Linked DNA regions of Homo sapiens: region 1 is linked to region 2. Evidence: chromatin loops called from intact Hi-C (ENCODE). Cell type or tissue: natural killer cell. All regions are shown on one strand. Links, peaks and the distances in the headings refer to the core of each region. The heading gives the core; the rest is flanking DNA.

Evidence for each region. A loop is a pair of places that touch in the nucleus more often than their neighbours do. Peaks named below come from ENCODE experiments on the same cell type or tissue, not always from the same donor. Only the 100,000 strongest peaks of a DNase experiment are listed, where the experiment ranks them.
Region 1: it touches region 2 in a loop (36-fold over the local background); 6 of 110 quality-filtered maps call a loop at or near these places.

What each region holds. Positions count from the first base shown.
Region 1 is chr1:211,469,757-211,485,843 of GRCh38, forward strand. It overlaps RD3 (RD3 regulator of GUCY2D), which reads right to left. Exons shown (of 3, transcript NM_001164688.2): 2 at 11,364-11,670; 3 at 6,766-9,571. The coding sequence starts at 11,659. The coding sequence ends at 9,280. Among named protein-coding and RNA genes, the nearest start is that of RD3, 14 kb to the right of the region's middle. In natural killer cell, for the core only: CTCF peaks have their summits at 6,640 (motif pointing left) and 6,846; a DNase peak (open chromatin) is centred at 6,655.
Region 2 is chr1:210,577,288-210,593,374 of GRCh38, forward strand. HHAT (hedgehog acyltransferase) reads left to right here. Exons shown (of 12, transcript NM_018194.6): 10 at 10,611-10,812. Among named protein-coding and RNA genes, the nearest start is that of HHAT, 260 kb to the left of the region's middle. In natural killer cell, for the core only: no CTCF peak of the experiment used is centred there; a DNase peak (open chromatin) is centred at 7,284.

The DNA.
Region 1 (16,087 bases), core at 3,497-11,496, 890 kb after region 2:
GAGGCATCCAAGCTAAGCCTCAGGAAACAGAGGCTACACCATGGGGACAGGTCACTGAGGACCCAGAGGCAAGTGAGCAAGTGGAAAATAAGAGCACACACATAACACAGCAAGAAGCCTTTGAACACCCTTCTGGTTCCAGGAGCTTTATATGCCTTGATATCAGTTAATTTCCACAACCACAGTGTCGTGCAAATATTGTTACTCAAATGAGAAAACTGAGACTCAGCAAAGTTAAGTAGCTGTGCCAAGGTCACACTGTTTGTAGATGTCACAGCAGGTGCTCCATGTCTGCAGCTGAGAGAGGATGTGACGGCGCAAGTCTCTTGTCCTGCCAAAGGCTATCCTGGGCAAACCTGCAAAGGGAGGCTGCTTCCGGCTGGAGAAGAATGGTGCACTCAGAGCGCACTCTGCTCCGGTACAGGCGCTGATCCATGGGGATCCCACAGCCAGCACAATGGACTCTCTGGCTGAGCCGCCCGTGACCACCAGGGGGCCTTCACGGGACCTCTGCAAATAAGAACAAACTTGATTCCCAGGACCGGCTCGCATCTGAAGATGGCTTTAAGCCCAACGGTCAAACATGTCACTTTTACCTGTTCTGAGGACAAGGGCAGCACCTGCACCCTCCCACTCACCTTTACTAGCTCCAGCTGCCTCCCTCCCAGTTCTACCACTTGGCACAAGAAGCAGGAAAGAGTTCCCTACAACCCACTCCCAGACAGCTATTTCTACCTGCTGGATTACAACTTTCTCATTTTCTCTCTCTCTCTTCTTCTCTCTCTCTCACCCCTTATGAATAGTGTCCATAACAGACACCAGATAATTTTCATCCTATGTAATTGTATTCTTGCAGGTTTATAAAAAAAGCTCAGATCTTATCACCCTCTCCATTTTCTAGTTGCTATAAAATGGTATTTGCAGCACTCTTGACAAGATACATTTTGGCCAGGCATGGTGGCTCACACCTGTAATCCCAGCATTTTGGAAGACTGAGGTGGGTAGATCACCTGAGGTCAGGAGTTCGAGACCAGCCTGGCCAATATGGTGAAACCCTGTTTCTACTAAAAATACAAAAATTAGCTGGGCATGGTGGTATTTTATTTGTAAAAAAAAAAATATGAAAATAGCCTGCAACCCCAGCTATTTGGGAGGCTGAGTCAGGAGAATTGCTTAAACTGGAAGGAAGAGGTTGCAATGAGCCAAGATCGTGCCACTGCACTCCACTCCAGGCTGGGCAACAGAGCGAGACTCTGTCTAAAAAAAAAAAAAAGATACATCTCATCTTCAAGCATTTCCTGAATGCTGCTAAGGAGATGATAAACATCGATCACAGCTGATAAACATCTATGTGATAAACTACTTTGCAACCATCTATCTCTAACATAAGATCACATAACCATTGTAATAGGTCCAAAGCGCATTAATCTATTGAAATGAAATCATTTGTGCATGTGTTAGAGTTAAATAGATTCAGTTGTGCCAACAGAGAATTTCCTGATTTCCCCAGAAAGAATAATCTAAAACCATAGTTTTCAGCCTTGGCTGCACAATGGAACCACCTAGAAAACTTTAGAAAAACTGATGCCTGAGTCCCATCCCAAGTTTCTGATTTAACTGGCCTGAGATGTGGCCTGGGTGCCAGATAATCTAATGTGCAGCCAAGCTTGAGAACCACAGATCTAAAAGATGAGGGAAATTGGGCTCAAGGGCAATGATTAAAGAGCCAGGTCTGGACACTCCAGAGGAAGGAAGGTGAAAAGTGCTCTTCAGTGTGTTCAATCGACTTTCAGTTACCCATACTAATTGAAGAGAAGACTGTCACAGACAACTGTAAGATCTTAAACTTGAAAGTTCTTTTATAGTTGGGAAAGCATTTGATCTTATTTAAACCTCACCACAAGCCTGGGCAGTAGAAAGGTATCTATGCTTCTCTAATAGATAAGGAACAGGAGCCTCAAGAGAGTGAATGATTTGCAAAGATGTAAGTGGCAGAATAATTTCACCAGAACTATAATCCAGAATGTTCAATAGCCTCAAAATTCAAACAATTTTATCTAGACCGTTAAATTCCTTTTGTTCCCCTGAGTAAGAGCAAAATCTGCTCATGGGTTAAAAAACCAAGCCAACCAACCAACCAAACAACAACAAAAACAGGAAACTTTTTAAGATAAGATGGAGTGGCAGAGAAAAAACAAAAAAAACAAAACGAAAAGTTTCTCAGAAAGCAATAATAGTGAGCTGACTTCACAGTAGGGACAATGAGTGACTGTCATTTCTTCCTGTATATATCTACACCTGGGCAGAAGGTTGATATGGCCACGGACAGTTAGACAAAAAAACTTTCTCATTTTCCCACCCATGAGACCTTCAGTTGGAACCTTATTTGTCGTCTTTGAAGCAAGAATAAAAGTAGGATGGAAGCTTCTGCGAATTACCTTGATATGAGATTAAAGGTAATTTTAAGGTCTTTGGAAGAACTGAGATGATATTACAACAGTCATTTTAATATTAAGCTATTCAGATTTTCAAAGAGTACATCTTTTGACCCTTTGAGATTTTGGGTTGCTCTCTTAGGCAGAGCTTTGGGAGCTGATTTCAGGGTCGGCAGGGGCATCTCATATATTTTCCCATCCACTTTCTTGTAGCAACAACACCCCCCTTTCACTTCATGTGGTCTTAGTGGGGCTGTGATCTGGTGCCCTAGGTTCCCAGAAGGGCACATGATCCAGGCTAGGTCACTCTTAGTACCTCATTCCCCAGCAATAGTAACTGGTCCAATGGTGGTAGACATCCCAAGTAGGGGCAATCAAGGTGTATGTTGGTTACAGGTCAGTTACTCCAATATCTGCAGAGATAAACTTCAAATCTCAGTGGTTTAACAAATAGAAGTATATTTGTAATTCACATAAGAAGTCCAATATGGCCTTCCATGTGGTCATTCAGGGACCCAGGCCCCTTTCATCTTGTGACTACCCTCTCTTCTTGGGTCTCAGAGTCCTCTCCATTCAGCCAGCAAATGGGGAAAGAGAACAGAGAATCACTTTTGGAAGGTTTTTAATGGGCCAAACTGGAATGGAGGCTTTCATATCTGCTCACATCCTATTGGCCAAACTTGGTCACATGGCTACTGCCAAGGAAAGGGAGGCTGGAAATGCCATGTAATTGTGAGTTCAGCAGAACGAAAAGCAGGTTTGGTGACTAACTCGCCAGGCTCTGCCACAAGGTCTTCCTCTGGGATTAGTATATGGGTGTTGGGAGTGCTAAACTGGGGACACATCAGCCTGAACTACCAGCAGCCATCTTTTCTAGTTGCAGGGAGGGATGTGATCACACTAAAGAGGGGATTAAGAGTCAACCACTGGCCGGGCACGGTGGCTCACGCCTGTAATCCCAGCACTTTGGGAGGCCGAGGCGGGCAGATCATGAGGTCAGGAGATCGAGACCATCCTGGCTAACACGGTGAAACCCCGTCTCCACTAAAAATACAAAAAATTAGCCGGGCGTGGTGGCGGGTGCCTGTAGTCTCAGCTACTCGGAAGGCTGAGGCAGGAGAATGGCATGAACCCAGGAGGCGGAGCTTGTAGTGAGCTGAGATCGCGCCACTGCACTGCAGCCTGGGCGACAGAGGAAGACTTGGAGTCTCAAAAAAAAAAAAAAAGAGTCAACCACCACACAGAAGAAGACAGAGCTAAGAGATGGAAAAAAAGAAGGAGAAGGGGAGGAAGAGAAAAGAGACTGAGAGAAGGAGGAAAAGAGGAGGAGGAGAGAGAGCACATTCCATTGCGCTCAGGTTTGGTCAGTAACAACCCTGAACTTCCCGATTATGGGTGCCATCAGGACCAGCTACATAAGGGCAAAATTAAATTTGGAGACCTTTGTTAAAAAATCATTAATAATTTCAAGACAGCAAGAGTCTTATCTGGCTGGAAGGCTTATGGGTAACCACACCTCTGCCCCATTTCCTTTATAATTATTACCCATGGTGTTGTTCAGTAAATATTTGATGAGTAAAGGAATACATTCTTAGGTTTTTGACTACTGTCTGAGTGACATATCTTGAGTTACACAAACTGAAATGAGACATGAGCACCATAGTGCCTCAAAGAATGTATAATCTAATGAATGATACAGATGTATCATAATTGCCTCAGTGTTCACTCCTCTCTTCACTCTGCCTCTGTCCTAGGTAAGCTCTCTATGTTGGTGTCCCTATTCACCTATCTGTTAAGTGCATTTGTAAAGTACCTACTGTGTGCCCAGAAGATGGGGACACAGAAGTAAAAGACCTACTTCCTGCACTTAAGGATTTCACAAACTACTGGAGGCGGGGGAACAGCAAAGTGAGAGGAAGAAGCGACAGCAAAAGCATGTGCATTGACATCACTTTGTGATAAGTACAGTGATAGAGTAGTTGGGGACTGTTCCAAGAACACAGAAAGATCTATAATGCTGACAGCATGTGGAAGGAACTCTGGCTTCCAGTTCTAGGCAGCCACATAATGCCCAATCTGAAACAAAACATAATGCACCTCAATCCCTGGTCAAGATCAAGTGAGATGACATGAGTGAAAGCACTTTGTAAACTGTAAAGGGTCATTAAAATGTTAATAAAAGAGTTTCTTGATGACAAAGCCTTTTCTGTCCACAGCAATATTATTGGGCTGGCTTATTTGGATAAAGTACACATTTCCCCTGTTCCTTTTACAGTTTGGAGACTTTTTTTTTTTCCCTAGTGGCTTGATTTCTTTTCTACTAAGGAGAGGTTAACTTCAACTGTATCCCCCTTTGCCTTGGATTCTAGAGAGGCCTATGGCCCTGAGCAGGTGCCAGAAGTGGCTTCGAAGCAGTTAGCTGCAGTGCTCAGTTCACATAGAGAGGAACAGCTTGTTCCTGGAATGTAATTTTCCCTGAACCAAATCCTAGCTGAGTTGGGAGACTGAGCTGGAAAACTTCCAAGTTTTACTGCCGAGCTTTAAGAATATTGTGTTTGTTTCAACAAGGGAATTGTAACTAGAATGCAATACAATAAAATGTTTTAGAAAACACTTCCCAACCTCTATTGGCTTGTGAACACCTTTTACGGTTATATAAAAACTTGCACATTTTTAGAAACTTAAATTATTATTTTTGCCTTGAATATGATAAAGAAATAATTTTTGTTTTTGTCTTTAGCACCTTAATATTATAATGCTAATTTGATGCAATATGTAATAATATTTGTAAAGGGAAATAGATGTCAATTTCCCCTTTTAACAAATGAGTCAAGGTAATAAATCAAAATAATTTTCTAAAAATAATTTGTCTATGAATAAATTTTGAAGTAACATTGTGTTTTTTTGGGAGACCATATGAATATTAAGACATAGACTGAAATTTAACTATGTGATGAACAATGGCATCAAAAATAGACAAACTTTTTTCATTATCTGCTATTGGAATTCTTCAGATTTCCCCTGAGTTATTTTGATAAATGTTAGTGTTTTGTTTCTAAATGGCAAGAAAAAGGGAGAAGGTTTTAGGTTGCTATTTGCAAGCATGTCCTAGTAAATAAAACATATGATGTGACAAGTATTTTCATCAAATGAAAAGTCGGGTTAGATATATTGTCACTATCAATTTTTTTTTTTTGGGACAAAGTCTGGCTCTGTCGCCCAGTTGAAGTGCAGTGGTACCATCTCAGCTCACTGCAACCTCCACCTCCCAGGTTCAAGCGATTCTCCTGCCTCAGCCTCCTAAGTAGCTGGGATTACAGGCATGTGTCTCCATGCCCAGATAATTTTTGTATTTTTAGTAGAGATGCGGTTTCACCATATTGGCCAGGCTGGTCTTGAACTCCTGACTTCACGTGATCTGCCCCCCCACCCCGCCATGGCCTCCGAAAGTGCTGGGATTACAGGTGTGAGCCACCATGCCCAGGCCACTACCAATTTTTAACATTACGTTTCAAAGTATGAAGGAATCTTGGTTCCGACTATGGAAGAATTTTAATCAAATAACATAACGAGGATCTGAGTAAAGCGTATCATTAGGCTAATTTGCAGAATTTTTATCATTTGTGTTCAGTCACTAACTTATTGCATGTTAACATGAGTGTTCCGTAAGCACTCTATCTTTAAGCAATGCTTCATTATGGAATTACATAATACTATATGACCACTGTAAAACAAACTGCAAATAAAATATAATAAAATAACAACAACAAAAAAATAAACTGCAATTTTCTTGTCAATGTGTGGGACTTGATTAGATCCTTGTTCAAAGGAATAAACGGCAAGAATCATTTCTTGGGAACAGGGAAATGTGAATATGGACAGGGCATTAGGTAATATTAAAGAATCACTGTTAATTTTGTTAGGAGTGATAATGGTAGTATAGTTATATAGGAAGAAGTTTTTATTCCTATGTAGTGCATACTGAAGTATTCAGGGGTGAATTGTCACAACACCTTGGGATTTATCTTAAAATACTCCACACACAAAAATAAAGACAATATGGCCAAATGTTAGTAACTATTAAACTTTCATGGTAGGTATATGGGGCTTCTTAAACTTCTCCCTCTACATTTTTGTGTTTGAAGATTTTCATAAGTTAAAAAAAAAAATGTAGTCACCAAGTAGTACAAGCCTCCCACCCACGCCCTCTAGTGGCTAGTGGTATTGAGCTGGGTGCAAACAGGCTGGCTGTGGTAGTCTTGAACACACTCAACCCATCCCCTCCAAAATAACACCAGCCACTCATCAGATACTTACAAGGACACTCTCAAACTTTTTGTTCTTTTATTTGTGGTTATTGAGGTTTCAATAATAGTAATGGAAGCAGACCTCATTAGTCCCTTTAACAACCTGAATCCAGAGGAACAACTTCTGGACCCTCATGAATTTGAGAGCCACCAGCTGGGGATAGCCTGTAGTAGTCTGAGGAGTGTCTAAGGAGGGTGGTGGATTCTGTCCACATGCCTGCGGCTCGAAGGGAAGGTTTTCATTGGCAGCCAGTTACTTAAACTTAAGAAAGAACACCACATTGAAAGCCTAAGGTCTTCCTTCTCTTTGGGGAGAATAGGTACATGTAAGGTGATAGGGAAGGAGAAAAATAGACATTCTCTTATCCAGCCTCCTTTGAATCTCCCTCCAGGTTAACTACTTCCTCTAAAACATTTGCTGACCCACATCCAGGGCACCCGGAAAGCCCACAATGTGGAGGCCTTTTTCTAATCCTCCCCCAACACTTTTGCCCCTACCAGCTGAGCAGTCTGCTTACCAAGGGTCACTTCTGCTTGTTCCAAAACTCTTTTACGCCAGTTGTTCTTATTGTTATGATTAAAGTGCAAACCAAGAAAACTTAAGTGTAGAACTCCCACCAGACAAAACATATAGGTCACAAAAAAGCACAGCTTGGACCCACATCAAAAGTTTGGCAGCCAGGCACAGTGGCTCATGTCTGTAATCCCAGCACTTTGGGAGGCCAAGGCGAGTGGATCACGAGGTCAGGAGTTCAAGACCATTCTGGGCAACATAGTGAAACCCCATCTCTAATAAAAATACAAAAATTAGCTGGGGTGATGGCACGTGCCTGTAGTCCCAGCTACTTAGGAGGCTGAGGCAGAAGAATCACTTGAACCCGGGAGGCAAAGGTTGTGGTGAGCCGAGATCACGCCACTGCACTGCAGCCTGGGTAACAGAGTGAGACTCAGTCTCAAAAAAAAAAAAAAAAGTTTGGCAACCAAGTGAACTTTTTATGTCTTCAAATAAAATACGTAAGATGTTTAAGATGTATATTTTAAGTGATTCTCAACTTCTACCAATTACATTAATAAGCCAATCAACTCTTTCATCTTGATAGTGTTGGATCAGAGGTTTTCCACCATCCTATGATTCTCTGTCCAGATTCAAGTGAAAATCCAAAAAAACTTCAAAAGGGAAGTTCAAAACCAAATCATTCAAAAAAACTTTTTTCCACTGAGGGAATACACACTTTTCCCCCCTGTTGATTATATCTCCTCCGGGTATTTTATTTAGGCTACTATTAAGGTCCACTTGCATTTTCTGCATGTGTGCTGGTAGTTGAGGGTAGACACTTCCCCACCCATCCCCCTTACACCCCACTTCAACCCCAGAGTGTGTGGGAAGGCCTCCTGGCCTTCCAGATTTTCCATGGGTGATCCACACATTGGGTAATCCACATGCCCATCATCAAGGCCTAACCATGTTAGAAAAGGGAAGGACAATGAAGCTGCAGGAAGCTCTTCTAGAACATTTCACTCAGCTGCCTCAAGGTCAGTCAGGGGTTTGGGCATCACTTTCTGGAGAAAGCCAGAGAGCAGGTGTGACCAGCTGCAGAAAGCGGAACCCTGGAATTGAGAAACCTGGGCTCTTTAGGGCAGCATCTGAAGTCCTTGGAGCTGAGCCTCTGGAAGAAGCTGTTAGGGACTGGCCACAGCCCATGCGATGACATTGTGGCGTGGGGTAATGAGTAACCTACCTCCACCCCTAGCTACACTTCTTGGAGAGCAGCTTAGATTCTCATCCCACTGCCAAGGTAAGAGATGGATCAGGCCACAGGTAGGTAGAGATGTAGCCTTTGGACCTGTCCCTTCATAGCCCAGGATTCCAAACTCAGGAACAGACACTATTCATGCAGGAACAATCTCACTGTTCATGAGGAGCTGGCTGCAGTTAAAGGCAGAAGAAGTGTCCCTCTCTGAGCCTCAAGTTCCACATTTACTAGCTGAAGAGAGTGGATCTAAATGTCTCTCTGGTCCCTTCCAGCTGTGCCTGCCTATGAGGCTGTGTGTGACCCACCTGCAGTGGTGAGCTCAGCCAGTCACTAGCAAGAAGGCATACCAGCCAACAGGTCCCTTCTCATTGGGGATGGGGGTAGGGGGGTGAATGGGACATCCCTGAAATTGGGGTGAGAACCTAGGTCTTGCCAAAAGGCAGGGCAACTGTCCCCTTTTAGACAGAACCAGGAGATGAGGATGGGGCAATGGTCTGTCTTCCAAAACCTTGAATCTGCCAGTTAGGGAAGGGGCTGCTCCTGCAGACTAGCGCAGGAGAGGGAGAGGGCGGTGCCGCTCTACGACCTAACTCAGCTTTGTGGCCAGAGGAAGAGGATGGGGCAGGGAGTCGCTTCATTTTATAGCAGCGTCTTGGGATGGGGCCGCCTCTTGGGTCTCCTCGTCAGGCCTAGGTGGGGAGGTTCCAGGGCCCGGCGCTCCGGTCACCGGCCTATCATTCCCCCTGCAGAAGGCTCCGCTTCTGGGCAGGGAAGCGGCCGGGGTCAGTCGGCTTTGGGCGCCCGGAATTCGGGCATGCTCCAGGACCGCAGTGGCGGCGGTGTGTCCCGCTCCACGTCCTCGGAGATGGTCCTGATGTCGCTGGCGAAGGGCGAGATGCGCGCGCGGGTCTTGAAGGTGGCCAGGCTGCCGCGGGGCCGCAGGCTCCACTGGCGCGTCAGCTTGTGGGCCTCCTCTTCCTGCTTCATCCTCTCCAGGACCTCCTGCAGCACCGAGCGGAAGAGCTGGGACACCTCCTGCACCTCGGGCTCCTGCTCCGCCAGCAGCTGCCGGAACCTGGGCGGGAGGGGAGGGCGCTGGGGACATTCACCCACAACAGCGGGTCTGGCACCCCGGGCGTCTAACCCCGAGGGGCTGCCCGTGCATCCTCATGGCCAATTAGTCCACTCTACTCTGCTCCTGAAGCGAATCAGGAACCACCCCACGCTGCTACTGCTTCAACCAATCCTGCGTTCAAATCCCAGCTCTGCCACTTCTGGCCTCAGTTGGCCTCAGCCTCCTCGTCTGTAATCTGAGATGACAGCTGCCTTTGTGTGAGCTATAATGAACTAAGATATGTAAAGATCCTGACACTTACCTAAGGTTGTTGATGACGAAGCATTAAGGGGAGCCCTTTGCCGTGGCAGCCTTCTGGCTAAGCCTCTCCTGTCTCTTCTCCACCCACTGGCCAGCATGATCTTTCTGAAACCTATATCTGATTATGTCACTGCCCCTGTGATATTCCTTCCAGGTGAGCTGTTTGCCATGCACAGGGGTCCCCTGATACTTCCCTGGAAGACCCTGCACATCAGCTGGGAAGAATCACTTGTGGCCCCGACATGTCCCAGCTTCTCCCAAGGCCCTGTGTTTTCCCAAGCTGTTTACTCTGCCTAGGCTATCTTTGCTTAGAGCTCACAAGTTAATGTTAGCAAGTCTATTTAATACCAGGTTTCCTCCACCAGATTGAGAGTCAGGACTTCCCAGCAGTGACATGAGACCGGAAATGAGACAGGACAATCATGACCTGTGTGTACCCAGCCTTCCCCCTCACTTTTGAGGCTTGATTTGCCAGCCCAGATTCCCTTTTCAGCAGCTCCACCCCATGACCCACCCCCGTCCCCAGGTGCTTCTGGAATAGATACACTTTGGAGGCTTCCACAGTACAGAATCAGAGCTGGGGGAGAGTAAGGTTCTCCATCTGGAGGAAGAAAGGGGAGGGATGGTAAAAGCTCTGCAAAAACCAAGGAGTGTGGACGGGGCTGAAGAAGGTGAAAGGGGCTGAAGGAGAGGAGCTTTTGAAGGGAATTTCAAAGAAAAAGGTGTATAATAAATGCATATGTTGGTTAAAGGGATGGGTGAGGGAAGATTTTGGGAGACTAACAGGAGTTTTAAGATGTTTTATTGTGGATTTATATTCCTTTACAAAGAGAAATGTAGACAAAGAACTTGAGTTATTTTGAAATTACTCGATGCTTCCTTGACATCAGCACCAATCCTTCTGAGACAGGACCATGTGGTCACAGCTTCAGTAAGTCAGTAAGGTTACATTTATATTCAAGGAACATTGTTGTACCCAAGCTCTAAATGTGCAGTGCCCCAGGGTTTTGTTTGAACCCTTCCTACACACACACACACACACACACACACACACACTCACCTGTGGTCAGACTAGCATGAAAGCTAACATAAGCTAAGATAATTAAGAATCTGACTTTGGAGAAATGTCTGGAAAACTTCTCCGAGAAGGTAATATTGAAGATAAACTGACAAGAGAAAAGAAGCCAGGTAAGTTAAAATCCAGGACAATAACAATCTGGGCAGGAAGAAGAGAAAACTCAAAAGTATTGTGTTCTCTTGAATCAAAACTCACGCGCCTCCAGGAGCTGCCTCCTGCCTCCCGCTGGACCCCTAACCCTAGTCCAGCGTTTCATGGTCTCTTTCAGACTCCTTTTCCCCTCTTGCTCCTTCTAACAGATAACTAGGTCATCCAGGCTCCCTGACTCTAGTCCTGGTGGCCTCAGGCCCCTGCCACTGCAGCCACCTTTCCTGGAGCCTGCAGCCCAGCAAGGGTCCCCATCCCAGTGCTCACCTGAGGATAGCAGGCCCACAATAGGATGGGTGGATCTTAACGCAGACATCTTCCAGCTGCAACCGCTCAATGGGGCTGAGGTCATAGGTGGACCGGGGTGTGCTGGCCAGCCAGCTGTAGTCCACACCGGTGCAGACCTTTCTGACCGCATTGCTGCGCTCCCGCTGCTGCCTCTCAGCCTCTCGCATCTGCCCCGTCAGCTCCATCATAAGCGTCTCCAGCACCATCTCAGCAGGGCTCCTGGTGGACAGCCGGGATGGGGCCTCGTTCCACCGAAGCCATGAGATGAGAGACATAGCCCCTGGCCCTGCTGAGACAGGACAGATGTGCATCTTTCCTGGGCCCCTCTGTTAGTCAGAGTGGGGAACCTGGGAACCCAAGGGGGAGAGAGGAGAGCTGGGACCCAGGAGAGAAGACCTGCTCTGCCCTAACAGTTGAGTGGCCTCAAGTAGGTGGCTTAATTTCCCTGAGCAATCATTTCTAATTCTGTAAGACAAGATAGGGCTGTTGTGAGAAGCAGTTGTGAATAAACTTTGTACACTGTAAACATCACATAAAAGTAAGAGACTCTTGTGATTATGATCCTTAAAGCATCCCCAGGATTGTGCCCAGAGAAAGGGCCTCCTGAATCCTCACTAACTCCCAACAAAGCTGGAAACACATGGACTATGGCTGAGCACAAGCTTTCCCTATGACTTAAGGGGAACACACACACACACACTCAGAACAGATACATCCTATGTCAGTCTACCAGGAAAACACCCTCAGCTTCTAAATGCCTCCAGCCTATTGACGAAAGACACTTAGAACTCTATGGGGTTGGCCAGCCATGGTGGTTCACACCTGCAATCCCAATACTTTGGGAGGCCAAGATGGGCAGATCACCTGAGGTTGGGAGATCAAGACAAGCCTGACCAACATGGAGAAACCCTGTCTCTACTAAAAATACAAAATTAGCCAGATGTGGTGGTGCATGCCTGTAATCCCAGCTACTCGGGAGGCTGAGGCAGGAGAATTGCCTGAACCCGGGAGGTGGAGGTTGGGGTGAGCCAAGATCACACCATTGCACTCCAGCCTGGGCAAAAAGAGCAAAACTCCGTTTAAAAAAAAAACTGTATGGATTAACATTAACCTGAAAAAAACCAACTTACCCACCATTCATTCATTCAGCATTAATCAAGCACTGTGTACACATCTGTGGAGGGACATAAACACGAAAGGATGATGCCAGGATCCTGCTCTCCAGGAGAGGCAAGATTTGTTGAGTAAACGCTGCAACATCAATGGAGAGAGGGAACTCTGCTGGTGAAGCATAGAGTCAGCACTGATGTGGGAGGGGAAGGTGTGACCCTAGATGGTGAAAAGTGCCAGAGTGGGCTGAGAGGTGAGTGCGGGCTTCAGACACATGGGCTGATGGAGAAGGGGTCCCAGGTGGAGGGAGGATCCAGCCATAGAACAAGGTGAGACAGGTGGAGGTCTGACAGCAGCGAGCCTAACTCATCATGGAGCCCCCACACAGGCCTGCTAAATACAAATTTAGTGAAGGACAGACCGAGTAGATGAATGAACGAATGAATGAATGGGTGAATGAGCTACTCCATGACCTGTCAGATGTGGTCTGTGCTTCTGACAACAGTGAAGGGAAATGACATTCCCGAGCTAAAGCCTGAAGTGGGTCTTCGAGGGGTCTCACTTCATCTTTCTGCACCTTTCTCCCTCCAAGCCGTTCCCCCTTCCATGCACCAATGATCCCATTTCTGCTTAGACCCTCCATACGCAGAGAAAAGAGGTCAGATGAACTCAGTCTCAACAGCATGGTGATGAAGGAGGTGTCACCTCCAGAGGACACATGCATTTTTAGGCCACCCTCCCATCACCCTGCACCCCAGTGCTTAATGCAGAGAAATGAATTGTTAAGGTAAATAATCAGACACAAAGGAGAATATTATGATGGGGTAGCAGCAGCCTTCTGGAAGGCCACAGCTAAATCTCTACTTACCGATGGAGACTTGAATGACCAACTCCTTTAGCAACCAACAGAATTAAGAAATCTGAAAACAGGCCAGGCATGATGGCTCATGCCTGTGATTCCAGCACTTTGGGAGGCCGAGGAGGGCAGCTCACTTGAAGCCAGGAGTTTGAGACCATCCTGGCCAACATGGTGAAACCCCATCTCTACTAAGAATACAAAAATTAGCTGGGCATGGTGGCACATGCCTGTAGTCCCAGCTACTCAGGAGGCTGAGGCAGGAGAATTGCTTGAACTGGGGAGGCGGAGTGAGCTGAGATGGTGCCACTGCATTCCAGCCTGGGTGACAGAGCGAGACTCCAACTCAAAAAAAAAAAAAAAGAAATCTGAGAACTTTCATTCTCCACGCAACCTAAGCCTATCACCAATGGAGGCTTCAGATTACACAGCTGACCGCTTCCTGGGAGAGTGGGACGAAAGGACGAACCATTAGACCCTACTCCTGGGGTCAGTAGCAGCTAGGACGTTTACTTCTTAGCCCTTACCTGCTTTATGTGCCCAGAATAAAGAGGTTGGGTAGTACTGTGTGTACTGGGGGGTGGGAGTGCAGGGGTGGGGGTGTCATGGCCAGAGAGCCATGAGCATCAGGAGCCTCGCCTAAGGCTAAAGGATTCCATCAGTTCAGGCACAAGGACTGTAACTGTAACTGAATGTGTCACTTTCCCTGGAGTGTTTGTATTTTTAAAAGTCTATGGGTTAGATTGATGCTTAGCACCAAAAGAGTGAATGGTGTAGCCACTGAAGAGCACTGCGAGCATGCGGAGTCACTGTTCCTGCAAGGGCTACTGAATGTGCTGGGCTACTGCACAGCTCCATGCCTTTGTCATGTTCCTCCCTCTGCCTGAAATGCCCGCCCATTCTACATGGAGACCAGGTCTAGGGTCAGCACCCTCGGAAGCTTTTCTTGACCTTCCCATCTCCGAGGTAGATGTGGCCACTCTCTACCTTGTCCCCTGACTGCACTCTGCACAGGTGCTTTTCAGAGCTCAGGAGCACTTTACGGAACGTGACTGCCTACCTCCCCTGACCCCGGGTGTGGTATGTGGTCAGGGCCTGTGCCTTATTCACCTTTCCATCCCTGGGGCTGGACATGTAGTCAGTAGGCACTTAATAAATAGCAAACAAATGAATGAATGAATGCCCGAACAAAGGAACGAATAAATGATGGAGAAGCTATAACAGTTGGATCAAGGAACAAGCCCCACAGACCTGACCTGACCTGATCCTGAACAAGAAGGCATTTTCCAAAGCTCCTTAGGGAGCTTTTTTTTCTTCTTAATCTGGGTTTGAATTTGAGCTGAAAGAAGAGAGCAAGAGAGTGGCTTGGCAGCAGAGGGTTCTCCTGTGGCCGGGAGAAATGTGAGAGAAGAAATGGAAGACACTGAAGAAAACTTTTGCCTCCAGGGCAAATTGACTGCAGAATATCCATGCCACAGCCACATAAGCTAACAAACTATTAAATAAAGTATGTTCCGTTTCCTCCCTTGTGAACTATACCTTCCTAACAACATGGAGGGTGAGATTCAGACAGCATTCTTGGACTCCTCAGAGTTCTTCTCTGACACATGGAGGTGGGTTGGGACTGCTCTCGGCCCTCAGCCTGCCTCCCTCTCTTCCCACCTCCGCTTCATCCCACATGGTAAGGGGCCTTGCAAACACGTGTGGGGACACCCCAGCTTTCACCTCCAAGGCCCAGCCACACCCCTGCAACCAGCCACCTCTGTGCCACCCTCTGACTTAGGGTTGCTCGCTGGCAGTGCTGTCTGCCCTGCTCAGTGGCCCCTTCTGTGGGGAAGTGGGCGGGCGACTGTCTGGCAGGGAATTCTGATTTCAGTCCCTAAGCCTGACCTCGAAGGGAAGTGCCCACAGGGTGGCATGTCTCCTGGACCCCCAGACACTTCACCTCAAGGCAGAGTAAGGCCAGAAGCAAGCCCGAGTACAGTCTGGGGTGCAGCCTGTATGGGGTCCTGCTTCCCTGGGCTTAAGGCTCCCGACCTGAGCTGGCCGCTAGAGAAGGTGCTTTGTGACCCACCTCCCCCATCTCCAGATGGCAGGGGCTGAGTGGAGTGATCCCACCTGAGTCCTGAATTTTGTGGGCTCTAAGCCTCTTTGGCCCAGGTGTAGGGTCTCAACAGGGGAGGAGGGTGTTCTGAGTCATCTCCTCCCCATCCCCTCACTTCCCGCAACTCTGGCCAGGACTGGAGGCTTTGGCAGAAACAAGATTTCTGCTGGTGCTATTTCTGTCCCCAGTGCCAGCTGCTCCCCCAGAAGGCTCTTCAGTGGGTCCGATTAAGTTCTTAAGGGCAAAGGAGGGAGGGAGAGACAGAGGGAGGAAGAACAGAGACAGAGAGGCAGGAGGGCAGGCTAGACAGACTCCAGAGGGGGCTGCCTTATCCCAGGGTATCCCCAGAACCTGAACCTCGGCTGAGACTGGGAAGGACGTGGTGCCTGGGGGAGGTCTGTTAAACAACAGAAAGAGTGACCTTTGGTGAGTGTCTGGCACAATTTTCTACACTGCCTGGCTCCAGATTCACCACCGTGGCAGAGCCAACTCCTCAGTGTAAGCCCCAAGGCCCCCGCACTTGGCTCACCACCTGGCGAGTGGCAGCGCCATGGTGACCTCAGAGTCTTCCCATGATGAATGGTTCCCACTCAGTCAAAGGCACTTACAACCTGCCTCAAACACATGAACACT
Region 2 (16,087 bases), core at 3,226-11,225:
TCAATGTCAAACATGTTAGCTGTGGCTTGTCATATATGGACTTTATTGTATTGAAATAAATTCATTCCGTACCTAGTGTGTTGGGAGTTTTTATCATAAAAGTTTGTTTAATTTTGCCAAATGCTTTTTCTCCATGTGTTAAGATGATAACGAAGGCTTTTGTCCTTCATTCTGTTAATGTGATGTATCATGCTAATTGATTTGTGTAAGTTGAGACATCCTTGCACCTTAGGGGTAGATCCCAGTTAAACATGACGAACGATTCTTTCAACGTACTGTTGAATTTGGTTTGCTAGTATTTTGTTGAATGTTCTTGCATCTATGTGCATTAGGGATATTGGCCTGTAGGATTTTTTTTTTTTTTTTTTTTTTTTTTTCGAAATGGAGTCTCACTCTGTCACCCAGGCTGGAGTACAGTAGTGCAATCTCAGCTCACTGCAACCTTGCCTCCTGAGTTCAAGCAATTCTCCTGTCTCAGTCTTACAAATAGTGGGATTACAGGCATGCACCACCACGCTGGGCTAATTTTTGTATTTTTAGTCGAGACAGGGTTTCACCATGTTGGCCAGGCTGGTCTTGAACTCCTGACCTCATGTGATCTGCCTGCCTCAGCCTCTCAAAGTTCTGGGGTTACAGATGTGAGCCACTGCGCCCAGTTGGCCTGTAATTTTTTAATGATGTCTTTGTCTGGCTTTGGTATAGGGTAATGATGGCCTCATAAAATGAGTTTGGAAGTGTTCTTTTTCTTCAGTTCTTTTGATGAGTTGGAGAAGGATTGGTGTTACTTTTTATTTAAATTTTTGGTAGAATCCACCAGTGAAGACATCAGGTCCTGGACTTTTCTTTGTTGTGAGGTTTTTAATTACTGATTCATTCTCTTTGTTATTAGTCTGTTTAGATTTTCCTGATTCATTCTTGGTAGGTTGTATGTTTCAAGATATATGTGAAAAGATGCTCAATATCACCAGTCATCATGGAAATGAAAATCAAAATCACAATGAGATATCACTTCATATGTGTTAGGATGGCTATTATTTTCTAGAAAAAAAAGATAACAGATGTTGGTGAGGATGTGGAAAAATAGAACTCTTGTACATTGTTGGTACAGCCACTATGGAAAACAGTATGGAGATTCCTTAAAAAAATAAAAAAGAGCTACTATGTGATTCAGTGATCACACTTCTGAGTATACAAAATAATTGAAATCAGTATCTAGAAGAGGTATCTATATTTCCATATTCATTTCAGCATTATTCACAACAGCCAAGATACAGAAATAACCTAAATATCTATTGATACATGAATTGATAAAGAAAATGTGGTATATACATACAATGTAATATTATTCAGCCTCAAAAAAGAAGAAATTCCTGCCAGTTGCAACATCGTGAATGAACATGGAGAATATTCTATTCAGTGAGATAAGCCTGTAACAGAAGGACAAATACTGTATGATTCCAGTTATATACATAAGGCTATGAAGGCGAAATAAGCCCATAACAGAAAGAGAAATACTGTATGATTTCACTTATATGAGGGATCTAAAAATAGTCAAACTCCACATGTATGTAGATGTTTACTGTAGCACTATTCACAATAGCAAAGACATGGAATCAACCTAAAAGCCCATCAATGGCAGATTGGATAAAGAAAATGTGGTACATATCCACCATGGAATACTGCGCAGCCATGGAAAACAATGAGATCATGTCCTTTGCAAGAACATGGATGGAGCTGGAGGCCATTATCTTTAGCAGAAACGGAAAACCACACACTGCATGTTCTCACTTATAAGTGGGAGCTAAAAGATAAGGACACATGGACACACAGAGGGGAATGACAGACACGGGAGATGGAGGGTGGGAGGAGGGAGAGAATCAGGAAAAATAACTAATGGATACTAGGCTTAATACATAGGTGATGAAATTATCTGTATAACAAACCCCTGTGACATGAGTTTACCTATATAACAACCAGCACATGTACCCCTAAACTTAAAGGTTAAAAAATAGTCAAACTCATAGAAGCGAAGAATAGAATGGTGGTTGCCAGGTGCCGGGGGTGAGAGGAAGGGGGTCTTGCTAATCAATGGGTATAAAATATTAGTTATGCAAGATGAAGAATTTCTAGAGATCCACTGGCTAGCATTGTGCCTATAGTTAACGATACTGTATTATATACTTAAACAATTGTTAGCAGTGTAGATTTCATACTGTGTTCTTGCCATGATTTAAAAAAAATCTCCAGAGTCTTTATATATTGTCTCATCTGATCTTCACAGCACCTCATACTCAAAGAAGGTTTTAGTGCTGCTAGTGCATACTAAGTATGTATACTTAAGCTGAGCAGGTTTACTTGACAAGTTCGAGGTTACAGAAGTTGGTGAGTGGCAGAGCAGGGCCAAGGTCACATCTTCTAGCTCTCAAGCACTGCGCTCTTTCTTGTCCCATACTTCGCCACTGTTGCTGCTTGGGCTGTTTTCTAGCGGCAAATGTGCTTGGACTGAGCCATTCAGACTCTCTCAGCCTCTCTTTCTGTGAGAAAGATAGAGCTTTTGTGAAGCCAGAGTTTGGGTTTTGAACTATGAAGTTGTGGTTGAATCTTTCTCTAAGATGGAAGCTACAAGCTTGGGTTCATCAGCACAATACTTCAACTCACTGAACTACCAGCTTCATGGAGCGAAAAGAAAGATTATTTAAATGTTGGCATCTAATTACATTTACCTAGAAGTTGAAGTGTAGGCTAAATATAGCTTGAATTTAATTTCTGTTTTATAAACCCTACAATGTTCTGTTGCCAAAGAGGGCATAGAATTTTTAATAGATAATTTTCAGAATTGCATATGAAGCTTATGTACAGCATCTTTTAGTAAAGGAGCTGAGAATTAGCCCAGCTCAAAATATTTTCCCTGCTTTGAAAATAGACTCCTCTTAGCCTTATGGAGGATGACAAAGCCTGTGGTTGCCCATTAACCAACTGCTGGTTATTACTTGTTAAAATGCTGTTATTATCTCTACTGGACAGAAAAATATTAAAAGCAAATTATATTCCTTTTTGTGTACATCTTCCTTTGAAAACTTTTCTTTCTTTAAAAAAAAAAAGGGGGGATACGTGTACAGAACGTGCAGGTTTGTTACATAGGTATACGTGTGCCATGGTGGTTTGCTGCACCTATTGACCTGTCCTCTAAGTTCCCTCCCCCCACCCCCCACCCCCCAGCAGGCCCTGGTGTGTGTTGTTCCCCTGTCTGTATCCACGTGTCTCATTGTTCAATTCCCACTTATGAGTGAGAACATGCGGTGTTTGGTTTTCTGTTCCTGTGTTAGTTTGCTGAGGATGATGGTTTCCAGCTTCATCCATGTCCCTGCAAAGGACATGATCTCATTCCTTTATATGTCTGCATAGTATTCCACACATTTTCTTCATCCAGTCTATCATTGATGGGCATTTGGGTTGGTTCCAAGTCTTTGCTATTGTGAATAGTGCTGCAAAAAACATATGTGTGCATGTGTCTTTATAGTAGAATGATTTATAGTCCTTTGGTTATATACCCAGTAATGAGATTGCTGGGTCAAATGGTATTTCTGGTTCTAGATCCTCGAAGAATTGCCATACTATCTTCCACGATGGTTGAACTAATTTACATTCCCACCAATAGTGTGAAAGCATTCCTCTTTCTCCACAGCCTCATCAGCATCTATTGTTTCCTGACTTTTTAATAATCACCATTCTGACTGGTGTGAGATGGTATCTCACTGTGGTTTTGATTTGCATTTCTCTGATGCTGAGTGATGTTGAGCTTTCTTTCATATGTTTATTGGTCACATAAATGTCTTCTTTTGAGAAGTGTCTGTTCATATCCTTTTCCCACTTTTTGATGGGATTATTTGTTTTTTTCTTATAAATACATTTAAGTTCCTTGTAAATTCTGGGTATTAGACCGTTGTCAGATGGGTAGATTGTGAAAACTTTTTATAAGTAGATATGTAGCTTCCTTTCTGAGAACTACCTAGAAGATGGAGATTTGGCTGGAGGGTCATCACTGGCTGTGAGAAAGAACACTAAAATGTGGGCCAAGGCCAAAGCTAGAGCCAGGGTTGGGTCAGGGGAGCTACTGCCCATGAGAGCTGGGCTCAGGACAGCACAGCCAGCTCTGTAGAGAAGAGAAACCTGAGCAGGGGCTGGTCTCAGGGCCCAGATGGAGCCAAGGTGAGGTCACCTCACCACCAGTGTAACATGGACAAAAGTCTTGCCTTTCCTAGCCACTAAAGGCTCTGTTCTTTAAAGGACTAGTACTTTTACTTTGGGTGGTAAATCTCTTAGGGTTGGAGTAGTTCCAGAGGTGTGGTGACACATACTTTTGACTTTAGTAGGGTAATTAGGATTACAAAGTGTGGAGAAACTTCAGCATCTTTCAATGCTCTGTATTCTTTAGGAATAGGTGTCTTCCAAAGTCTCCCAGTACCTGGTACAGGACCTTATAATCAATCATCCTTTCATTTCTGTTGCTTATAATGGGTCCATGACAATGGTGACAATTTTTAACAAGTTTAAAAGCTATTCGAGGCTATCAGCAGTAAATGGAAATTATGTTACGTATTTAAGTACTGTTGACTAGTAGCTGTGTAACATACACACGCATACACATACACACATCACATATCTAGTGCTGTCTGAATGAATCTTACAATTGAGTTAAAATGACACCCATAATAGACACATTTTGGTAAAAAGCTGTTCAATCAGTGGAACAGACAGTACACACAGTAGGTTCCTGGGTTAAATTGCAAGTTGGAAAATGCAAAAGAGACTTCCTGGAGTTGGGAAATCAACTGGATTTTGTAGACTGAGTAGGTGTTGGAAAATCAGGGAGGATGGAGCAGTGTCTTCTAGATGTGAAAATGGTATGACCAAAGGCACGGAGCTGTCAAATCCTCTTTTATTCAGGATTTTAGGATTTGTCACCAAAGCCAAGTGGGGAGAAGGGAAATAAGGGTGGAAAGTTAAGGTGGAGCTAGAGTAGGATGTCAGCAACTGCCTGCCCCAGCCCGGCCGAGGAATGGGTAAGTGATTACAGGAAACCAGCAAGCCCACCTCGGCTCAGTGCAGGAAACCGTAGTAAAAGCCATGTCTGTCAGTGTCTGGTGCTTCATCTTCATACTTTGTTGGGGTCTGGGATTAGTCTGTCATAGAGTTAGGTGATAATGTAGCAAGCCAAGGAGCTATTGTATAGGTCCTTGGAAAAAAGAAGTGTTGCGATTTTAAGATTAATGCGTTTACCACATGGATTGTTACCACCCCTGTCTCCCACTGTAGGGCGTATATTTGTGTTGTTTTTCATAGTAGGTATGAGGGAGCTAGATATTTTCTTCTCCCTTTGTGTACCTCTACTCAGCATCACCCTAGCCACCAACTTTTTATGCCCCACTTCTGACACAGGCAGACGTCTGCAGGATGTCAGGGAGTTGAGATAGCAGGTGTTATCTCTGCTTGTGGGACAGAGGGCAACTACTTAGTCTGTTCAAAAGCGGAAGTTATACCTCTTGTCTTCTGACACTGAACAGTGGCTAACAGAGCTCATTGGCTTAAATCCCTTTGTAAATTGTAATCATTATTCTCTTGAGCAAGAATTCTTTCCTAGAAAGGACATTTTTCAGTTAATAAAACATCAGTGGATGTTTCTGTGGAGACTGTTTTGAAGATTTGGTTAAACGAGAAATATATCAGTGAAAGCACCCAGCCCTGGGGTTTCTGGAACTACAACATTCTAGGAGCAGATTTTACCTCTCCTATATAAAATAGGCCTAGTTATTTCCTTGGAGGGTTGTTTTAATGATTAGAAATAGTATGCATAAAGCACCTGGTGCATGGGCACTCAGTAAAGGGTAGAAGTCATCAATACTGTCTACTATTTATATAGATTCCTCCTCCTGAGTTGGGGGTTTGCTGTGGTGCATTGATTCAGTGAGATGCTTTTAAATTAAGAAGGTGGCTGCAGCATTTTCTGTAAGCAGTGACCACGCGAAGCCGGCCAGGCAGAGGCAGGCTTCGTGAAGACTCAACCTGACATAGTCACTGACGAGAAGCAATCTTTTTAGTTTTGCTTTGCTGAGAAGGTGGTGCTGATTGCTTTCTTCCATTGGGAAATCAATTTATTGTGCAGCAAATCTTAGTAAGCAGTTTCATACTATTGCTTTTCTAAAAAAAGAGACATGTTTCTGTTTTTATTAATCATGGAACTGACAGAAGATGGTAGAATTTGTAAAAGAAAATAACCTGTTTGCTCTCCTTTTTACCACACGTACTGTCTTCTATAAATTAGGAATAAAGAAGGGATTTTTATCTTCCAGTCTTGAAGCTATACCCTCTTCTGGTTTGAGACAAACAGCCTCATGTCCTTGGAGACCTGCCATATATGAATTTCTGGAATAAAAGGAATTTTCAGAGATTTTTGTTGGCTGTCATTTTGAAGGCAAAGTAACAGCCATGGTTCCAGGAGATGCCCAAAATAGCTGGGCATGTAATTTTGGGGCTAGATGCTTCCTGATCACAAGCTTGAAAACATGTCCTCCTTGGAGTTGAATCTAAGATCAAGTACCATTGGTGTGGAGAATGAGAGGTTTGTGTGCTATGGTTTTCTGACATATACAGTGCAGCTAATTTTTTTTTTTTTTTTTTTTTTTGTGATGGAGTCTCACTCTGTTGCCCAGGCTGGAGGGCAGTGGTACTTACTGCAACCTCCGCCTCCCAGGTTCAAGCAATTCCCGGGCTAAGCCTCCCGAGTAGCTGAGACTACAGGTGTGCACCACCACGCCTGGCTAATTTTTGTATTTTTAGTAGAGACAGGGTTCACCACGTTGGCCAGGCTGGTCTCGAACTCCTGACCTCAAGTGACCCCCCAGCCTCGGCTTCCCAAAGTGCTGGGATTACAGGCGTGAGCCACTGTCCCCAGCTGCAGCTCACTTTTATATAGTGAGATAAGATTAAAAAAAAAATCTCTTCTCTTGGGTGAAGAGAGCATTTGATAATCTGTTTTATAAAACAGCCATCTGTACAGTTTCCTTAAAGAGAAGTCGTTCTTCATCCTTTTGCAATAGGTTTGATTACCCTATTTTATTTTTACATACAACACTGGTTACGTAAAGTTAAGGGCAGCCTCATGATGGGCCAGCAGTTACCTCCATGCAGGTAGGAGGCAGTGAATTGTGGCCCATTTTTTGCCTCTGCTGAGTATTCTACACCAATGACCAAGCAGCCTCTGGGGGGCAGCAGAACACCGGATAAGACTACTGTGCCCTGGGCTGTCAGGCTTTTCTGACTTGTCATCCAACCCCTCGTTTGTGTCCTTGGCTCAGTGCCCAACCTTCTCTTTGCCTAGCAAAACTCATCCTCTTGGCCTTGTCAGAATGAGAGCCTTCGCCCTTCAGCCTCCTTTGCCCCACTGTCTTCACTCACACCCTTCTCCCCTGCACTCTGGAACCTTTGTGGTCTACTTTGTACCATGTCACATAGCTTAATGATGGGAATTGTTTGCTATTGTTTCACAAGCAGGTTTGCCCATCCTTATAGCAAGAACAAAGTCATGTCTGTTTCCCATAATGCCAGGAATTCCCTGAAGGCCTAAAGACATGCTCAACAGCAGGTGGAATATCCATTAATCTGTAGTGAGTGCTTGATGCCTATTTGCTAATTTGATTGTCAAGATGGTCCTGTTTTTGCACAAAGGAAAGTATTGGCTTTGCTTTACTTATTTCTGAAACTGCTACATTCTCACATGCCTTCAAGTTTAATTGTTCCTGATTGGGGTGAAATATAGAGGACTTTAAAAATTAGCCCAGGGTTGTAATGGAAGCAGTAAGTTGGCTGTACAGATGCAGATTTGCATCTTTGTCTTTCTCCTTCCCAGCTGTGTACCTTGGGCAAATTAATTTCTCAACCTCAGTTTCCTCACCCATAAAATGGGATTATCTAAGGTGATCAAATAATTTATTATCTAAACTGGAAACTGGAACACATTTGAGAGTGGAGGATGTTAAAGAAAAACCAGAGATAGGTAGTAGTTGAAGCAGTAAAAAAAAAATTATTTGGGAACTGTTGTAATAGGGGAAAAGAGACCTCAGTATGGAACTGGACTCTTTTTTTTGAGACGGAGTCTTGCTCTGTCACCCAGGCTGGAGTGCAGTGGCATGTTTTCAGCTCACTGCAACCTCCACCTCCTCCTCCCGGGTTCAAATGATTCTTCTGCCTCAGCCTTCCAAGTAGCTGGGACTACAGGCCCACACCACCATGACTGGCTGATTTTTGTATTTTTGGTCGAGACAGGGTTTTGCCATGTTAGCCAGGCTGGTCTCGAACTCCTGACCTCAGGTGATCCACCCGCCTCAGCCTCTCAAAGTGCTGGGATTACAGGCAAGAGCCACTGCACCCAGCCAGAACTAGGCTTAATTCTGAATACAGCTTGGATAAGGGGGATATAGCCAAGGAGCAAGGTGGGGGTCATTGAGTGGAATATTAAGAGGAAACATTGGGAAATAGGAGGATTCTGGCTAAACAGACCTAACAGGATTCCTCCTGAAGGCAGCCAGGGTGATCAGACACCAAGAGTAGGTGATGAAGAATTTGGCCAGATGATGGAGCATGATCAGATATTGCAGGTGGGGGGTTCGTTCTAAACTGACTTAGCAGGATTCTTGCTACAATAAAGATGGACACCAAGGTTGAGGCCTAGAGAGCTTAGAGGAGCTTGACTAAAGTTTAGTCAAGGAGAGAGTCTTTGTCCAGTGGCACAGTTTTATCATAGAGTCTTTTAAAAGATTTATTGCCTGATAAGTTGTTTTTATTTTTAGCCTGCCTACCTATACAGTTGTTCTATTAAGCCAGGTATAGTGACTCATACCTGTAATCCTTGCACTTGGGAGGCTGAGACAGGAGGTTCACTTGAGGCTAGGAGTTCAAGACCAGCCTAGGCAACTTTTATATCATCTCTACAAAAAAAGTTTTAAATTAGCTGGGTGTGGTGGTGCATGCCTGTAGTCCCAGTTACTTGGGGGGCTAAAGTGGGAGGATTATCTGAGTTCAGGAGTTTGAGGTTGTGGTAAGCTGTGACTGCACCACTCTACTCCTGCCTGGGTAACATCTAGAGATGCTATCTCTAAAAATAAAATAGTCCTGTTGAAAACATTTTGAATAGAACAATTTCCTCTCTAAAAACAATTTTATTTCCTCTTCAAAAACAAGTTTGATCTCCTCCCCTAAATTAATATATAAACAGGACAAATGCTAAATTGTTTAAAATGCTGGGGCAGTAGGTATAAACTATACATATGGTGCTTTAAAGAATCAAAGTGGTACATGTAAGTGTCTAGTACTTGGAACATACTGTGTATTCAGAAAAGGATTTTTTCATTTTCCTTCCTGGAGGAAGGTTGGACAAAGAAGCACTGATCAGCAATAAAGGCCTATGGGCTTTTTAAAAAGGCTATTGCAAGAAGGGTATGCTCCTAGCTTTCCAGGTCCTAACAGCTCAAGGTGTGAGTTTTGTCCAACTCAAGCAGGAAATTACTGATTGAAGAACATAGTACTGTCTCTACGTACTCAGGCAGCTGTCTCAGCAATGGAGAACATACCCAGGGGACAGCTATGCATTTTGTCTGGTACTTTGGCTGCCCTGTGAGCACAGAGCTCTTTTCTTTATTGTGAATTCACGACTGCTTCTGGGCAACCTGCCTAGAAAGCTGGGGAACCGTCTCTGGCACCCATCTGCTGCACCCAGCTCCTGCCTGTTTAGGAACGTGATCTTACCAATTGCATTTAAATAATGGGTTTACCATAAACTTAATAGTTTGAGCTGTAAAATCCACACTTGCTGTATTAGTCCATTTTCATACTGCTATGAAGAAATACCCAAGATTGGGTAATTTATAAAGAAAAAACACTTTAATGGATTCACATTTCCACATGGCTGGGGAGGCCTCACAATCATGGCAGAAGGTGAAGGAGAAGCAAAGGCACATCTTACATGGCGCCAGGCCGGAGAGCATGTGCAGGGGAACTGCCCTTTATACAACCATCAGATCTCGTGTGAGACTTATTCGCTATCATGAGAACAGCATAGGAAAAACCCACCCCCATGATTCAATTACCTCGCGCTGGGTCCCTCCCATGACACGTGGGGATTATGGGAGCTACAATTCAAGATGAGATTTGGGTGGGGTCACAGCCAAACCATATCACCTGCCTTGAAGGTTGCTGGCCTCATGTAGCCAGAAGCTTAACTGCCATTCTGTGATTGGATTTCCAGGGTTGGGCCCATCCCTTTCAGAAACTCTAAATTCATGACTTCTTGCCCTGCCTCTTGTAAGTGCTATTTTGCTCTAGTAATGAGAGCTCTTGAGCCTGTGTGTTCATTTAACCTAACACCCTGCAGAGCTAAGGCTTGGGTTTTCGCCAACTCCTTGTGGGATGGAGAATCCAAGGAATCTGGCCTCTTGGAAGTGAGGAAGGATCTGCATATGTGAACAGCAGTATGTGACAGGATAGTCAAGCTGGGGAGCAGATAGAGTTGCAGGGCAGCCCTCTGTATGTCTCCTAACAGCCTCTTCTTTCTCTAGGTATGTGTACATTCCAGTGGGCGGGTCCCAGCATGGCCTGCTGGGGACACTGTTTTCCACGGCGATGACATTTGCATTTGTGAGCTACTGGCATGGCGGCTACGACTACCTCTGGTGCTGGGCAGCGCTCAACTGGCTGGGAGTCACTGTGGAGAATGGAGTCCGGAGGCTGGTGGAGACTCCCTGCATCCAGGACAGTCTGGTGAGCAGGATCCTTGCTGCTGTGTTAGGGGACAGTGGAACTAGGCAGATCAGGTTTATTAGGGATGGGGCCATCAGATTCCCTGCCCCCACTATGGGCCCTTTCTACTAGGTTGGTTCAAAGTCCATATGCCTAGAGGCAAGACAGCTGGAAAAGAAGCTTCTGTAGTGCATATATGTGTGTTTGTGCATGGGTGTGTGTGTGTATATATAACTATAAAAAATGTATTATGTAAAAATTAGAACATTTAAACAAGAAAATAACCTCTCAACAGAAACCATGTTAAGATCCATTCTTCTAAATTTTTTCCATGTGTATATACAAACAGACATATGTATATAACATTAAAACAAATGCTATTACAGAGAGATGATTGTATCGGGACCACCTTTTTAAGTCACTGAGTCCATACCTAACCACCCTTTTTAATGGCTACATAGAATTCCCTTACGTGGATATGCCATAATTTATTTTAGTCTCCTATTATTAGTAATCATATTATTCTAAAGATTTTTTGCAACTATCAACTGTATTAAGATGAATATCATAACCAGGATGAATTCTCGTAAGTGAAATTTCCAGGTTCAAGGTTTTTCTCATCTTTAATGTTCATTATGTATATTGCTTATTAACTCTTAACTGCCCTGTAGACAAAAGTACACTAATTTGTATTTCTACCAATGGTGCATAAGAATGACCTTGCTAATACTGAGTATAACTGGAATTTTAAATCCTTGATAGGTATTGTATATAGTAGTATAAAAAACAGCTAAGGTTTTTAAGAAGCAGTTCAACTTTACAGGAAAATGATTTGGAAAATCAATTAAGCATTTCTCTTTACACATATATTTTAAGTGATTTTAAACTATGGGCATAGCTTTTATCTTGCGAATGTGATATATGATATATTACAATCTTGTAGGAAATCATCAGTTCTGAAGATGTAGCAATATTCCTCTAACCCCGAAAAAAGTAGCTAAAAAGAAATGTGCTGGCATCAGTGTTCATGGCAGGCAATCACACACAGAAAATTTGAAAAATGATTAATGTGGCTACATTCCACCCAGTGTGAATAACTAAAGCAAATGCACTTTAAAAAGCCCTGTCAAAACAGAATACATTTACATATGTTTTTATAAAGATAGCCATAGTACAAGTGGACAGTTATTTCAATAAAAACTGAAATAAACCGAGTAGTCAAACAACACATTGGAGGGGATTTAAATATGCTCATGTATGTATAAAGATAAATATTTTTCCAGCCATCAGCAGGAAAGAAATGCCAGTGGATTCTAACAGAAAATGTTATTTCAGTGAAAGCCATGGCTATGTAACACACAGGAAAACCAAAAAGGATGGTATCATAAAGATTTTAATCTTCATCCTCAAATCTGAGCATTCTGCTCCAAAGCCTGAAAACACAGTTACCACCTTTGAAAGTCAGAAGGTTCTTTTCAGCCCAGTCTGTAGCCCTGCAACACATTTCTGTGCTCTTTCATGAAGCAAGTAACATTAACCTTGAACTTAATGTTAAGCAGTGCTCTGTGGCCTTTGAGCCATAGCTTATGCTAGTAATAATTTTAGAAATCTAAAACATTCGAGTAACCCAACTGTGCCATGTAGCCTGTGACCTGTTCATTTTGGTTCAAAATAAATCAAGGCATCAAGCACACTTACTCACAGGATGAAGCTCTTGCTTGTCTACCTTGCTCCATCACACCTTGCTCCAGGACTCACTCATTCACCTCACTTGACCTTCCATCTACAATTCAGGTACCTTGGTACATAGTAATTTTTGATATGCATTTTTTTGGCAAAATATTTGTCTTATATGTTGCAAGTATGATGTTTGGCTTGCATATTTATTGAGCAAGAATATATGAAACTTATTTTTATCACCTACAAGCCTGGTAGGCAGTTACAGCTATTTAGACGATGGACTCCTTGAGTACATGGCCAGGTTCCCATTACTCTGTTTATCCCCATTGTCTGAGTGAGCCTCAGTGTTAAATCAGTGCACAATTAGTGCTTTCATATCAGGTTGATTATTTAGTTCTTCCTCCACTTGCCCAGACATAGAATCTTCCTCCAGTACCCTGTTTCTTATGTAGTTCCACACAACATCCAAATGCACACAATTTTTTGAGTAAACTATTTCCCCACTTAGGTTACCCTTCTTCCCTCTCTTTTCATGAATCAATTTCCTGTTCTTCTGTCAAAATCCAAATGAAGACTTACTGGCTTTGTGAGTTAATTATGCATGCCCCTCACATCCTCAGTAGTATTCAGAGTTCTCCAGAGAAACAGATCAATAGGATGTGTGTGTATTTTGGTAGGGGGATAGGGATGACGGTAAAGAAATTTAGTATACAGAATTAGACCATGTGATTTTGTAGGCTGAGAAATTCAGACCCAGGAGAGCTGATGGTGTAAGTTCCAGTCCAAAAAAAAAAAAAAAAAAAAAAGGCAACAGAAGACCAGTGTCCTAGCTCAAAGACAGTCAGGCTTGAAGACAGAAAAAAATATTGTGTTAGCTTTCTATTCTATTCAGAACTTCAACAGATTGGATGAGGCCCGCTCACATTAGGGAGGGAAATCTGCTTTATTCAGTCTACTGATTCAAATGTTAATCTCATCCAGAAACGCCTTCACCAGAACACCCATGAATAATACTTAAGTGAATATTTGGGCCCAGTCAGGTTTACAAATAAAATTAACCATCACACCCTTTCTTCATGGTGTATATCCTTCATCTGTTTTATTAAGATAGATTAGCAGATCTCTAAATAACAAAAATTATTTTTTCTTTGTCATATCTTCTTTACAAAAAATGTTTGTGGGTACATAGTAGTTGTTTGTATTTATGGGGTACATGAGATATTTTGATACAGGCATGCAATGTTTAATTATCACATGGGGGTAAATGGGGTATCCATCATCTCAAGCATCTATCCTTTCTTTGCGTTACAACCAATCCAATTATACTCTTCCAGTCAGTTTTAAATATGTAATAATTGTTGACTGCAGTCACCTTGTTGTGCTACCAAATACTACATCTTATTCTATATAGCTATATTTTTGTGCTCATTAACCATCATTCCCCCCAACTACCCTTCCAAGCCTCTGGTCATCATCCTTTTACTCTCTGTCTCCACAAGTTCAGTTGTTTTAATTTTTAACTCCCACAAACAAGTGAGAACAGGTGAAGTTTGTCTTCTGTGTCTGGCTTATTTCCCTTAATTACTTCCAGTTCCATCCATGTTGTTGCAAAAGATAGGCCCTCATCCTTTTTTATGGCTGAATAATACTCCATTGTGTATATGTACCACATTGTCTTTATTTGTCTTTTGATGGACACTCAGGTTGCTTCCAAATCTTGGCTATTGTGAATAGTACTACAGTAAACATGGGAGTGCAAATATCTCCTTAATTTACCGATTTCCTTTCTTTTGAGTATATCCCAAGCCATAGGACTGCTGAATCATATGATAATTCTGTTTTTAGTTTTTTGAGGAACCTGTGAACTGTTTTCCATACCGTGGTCTTGTACTAATTTACATTCCCACCAACAGTGTACAATGATGCCCTTTTCTCCACATCCTTACCAGCTTTTTAGGTAAAAGCCATTTTAACTGGGGACAGATAATATCTTATTGTAGTTTTGATTTGAATTTTTCTGACTTTAGTGTTGAGCACTTTTTCATATACCTGTTTGCCATTCATATGTCATCTTTTTAGAAATGTCTATTCAGATCTTTGCCCATTTCTTAATCAGATTATTAGGTTTTTTCCCCGTAGAGTTGTTTGAGCTCCTTATATATCCTGGTTATTAATACCTTGTCAGATGGACAGCTGACAGATATTTTCTCCCATTCTGTGGGTTGTCTCTTCACTTTGTTGATTGTTTCCTTTACTGTGCAAAAAACTTTTAACTTGATGTGATCCCATTTGTCTATTTTTGCTTGGTTGCCTGTGCCTATGGGGTATTACTAAAGAATTATTTGCTAACTCCAGTGTCCTGGCAAGTTTCTCCAGTGTTTTCTTTCAGTAGTTTCATATTGTGAGACCTTAATTTAAGTCTGTAGTTCATTTTGATTTGATTTTTTTTAATATGGTGAGAGATAGGGGTCTAGTTTCATTCTTCTTTATATGGATATCCAGTTTTCCCAGCACCATTTTTTGAAGAGATTGTCTTTCCCCCAGTGTATGTTCTTGGCACTTTTGTTGAAAATGAGTTCACTGTTGATGTGTGGATTTGTTCCTGGGTTCTCTATTCTGTTCCACTGATCTGTGTGTCTGTTTTTGCCCAATACTGTACTATTTTGGTTACTAGAGCTTTGTCGTATATTTTGAAGTTAAGTAATGTGATTCCTCCAGTTTTGTAATTTTTCCTCAGAATAGCTTTGGTTATTCTGTGTCTTTTGTGGTTCCATATAAGTTTTAGGATTTTTTTTTTAAATTTCTGTGAAGAATGTCCTTAGTATTTTGATAGAGATTGCATTGAATCTGTAGATTACTTTAGGTAATATGGATGTTTTAACAATATTGATTATTTCAATCCATGAACATGGAATATCTTTCCATTTTTTGTGTCCTCTTCGATTTCTTTCATCAGTGTTTTATAGTTTTCATTGTGGAGATATTTCACTTCTTTGGTTAATTCCTAGGTATTTAATTTTATTCATAGCTATTATAATTGGGATTACTTTCTTGATTTCTTTCTCTTAGTCTGGCTAAAGGCTTGTCAATTATATGCATCTTTTCAAAAAACCAACTTTTCTTTTTTTTTTTTTATTATACTTTAAGTTCTCGGGTGCATATGCACAAGGTGCAGGTTTGTTACATATGTATACATGTGCCATGTTGGTGTGCTGCACCCATTAACTCATCATTTACATTAGGTATATCTCCTAATGCTATCCCTCCCCGCTTCCCCCACCCCACGACAGACATGGGTGTGTGATGTTTCCCTTCCTGTATCCAAGTGTTCTCATTGTTCAATTCCCACCTATAAGTGAGAACATGCGGTGTTTGGAAAAAACCAACTTTTCATTTCATTGATTTTTGTATTTTCATTGTTTCAATTTTATGTATTTCTTCTCTGATCTTCGTTTCCTTTGTTCTAATTTTGGGTTTGTTTTGCTCTTTTCTAATTCTTTAAGGTGCATCATTAGGTTATTTTTAGTTTTTCTACCTTTCTGATGTAGGTGCCTATAGCTATAACTTTCCTCTTAGTACTTCTTTTGCTATATCCCATCAGTTTTGGCATGTTGTG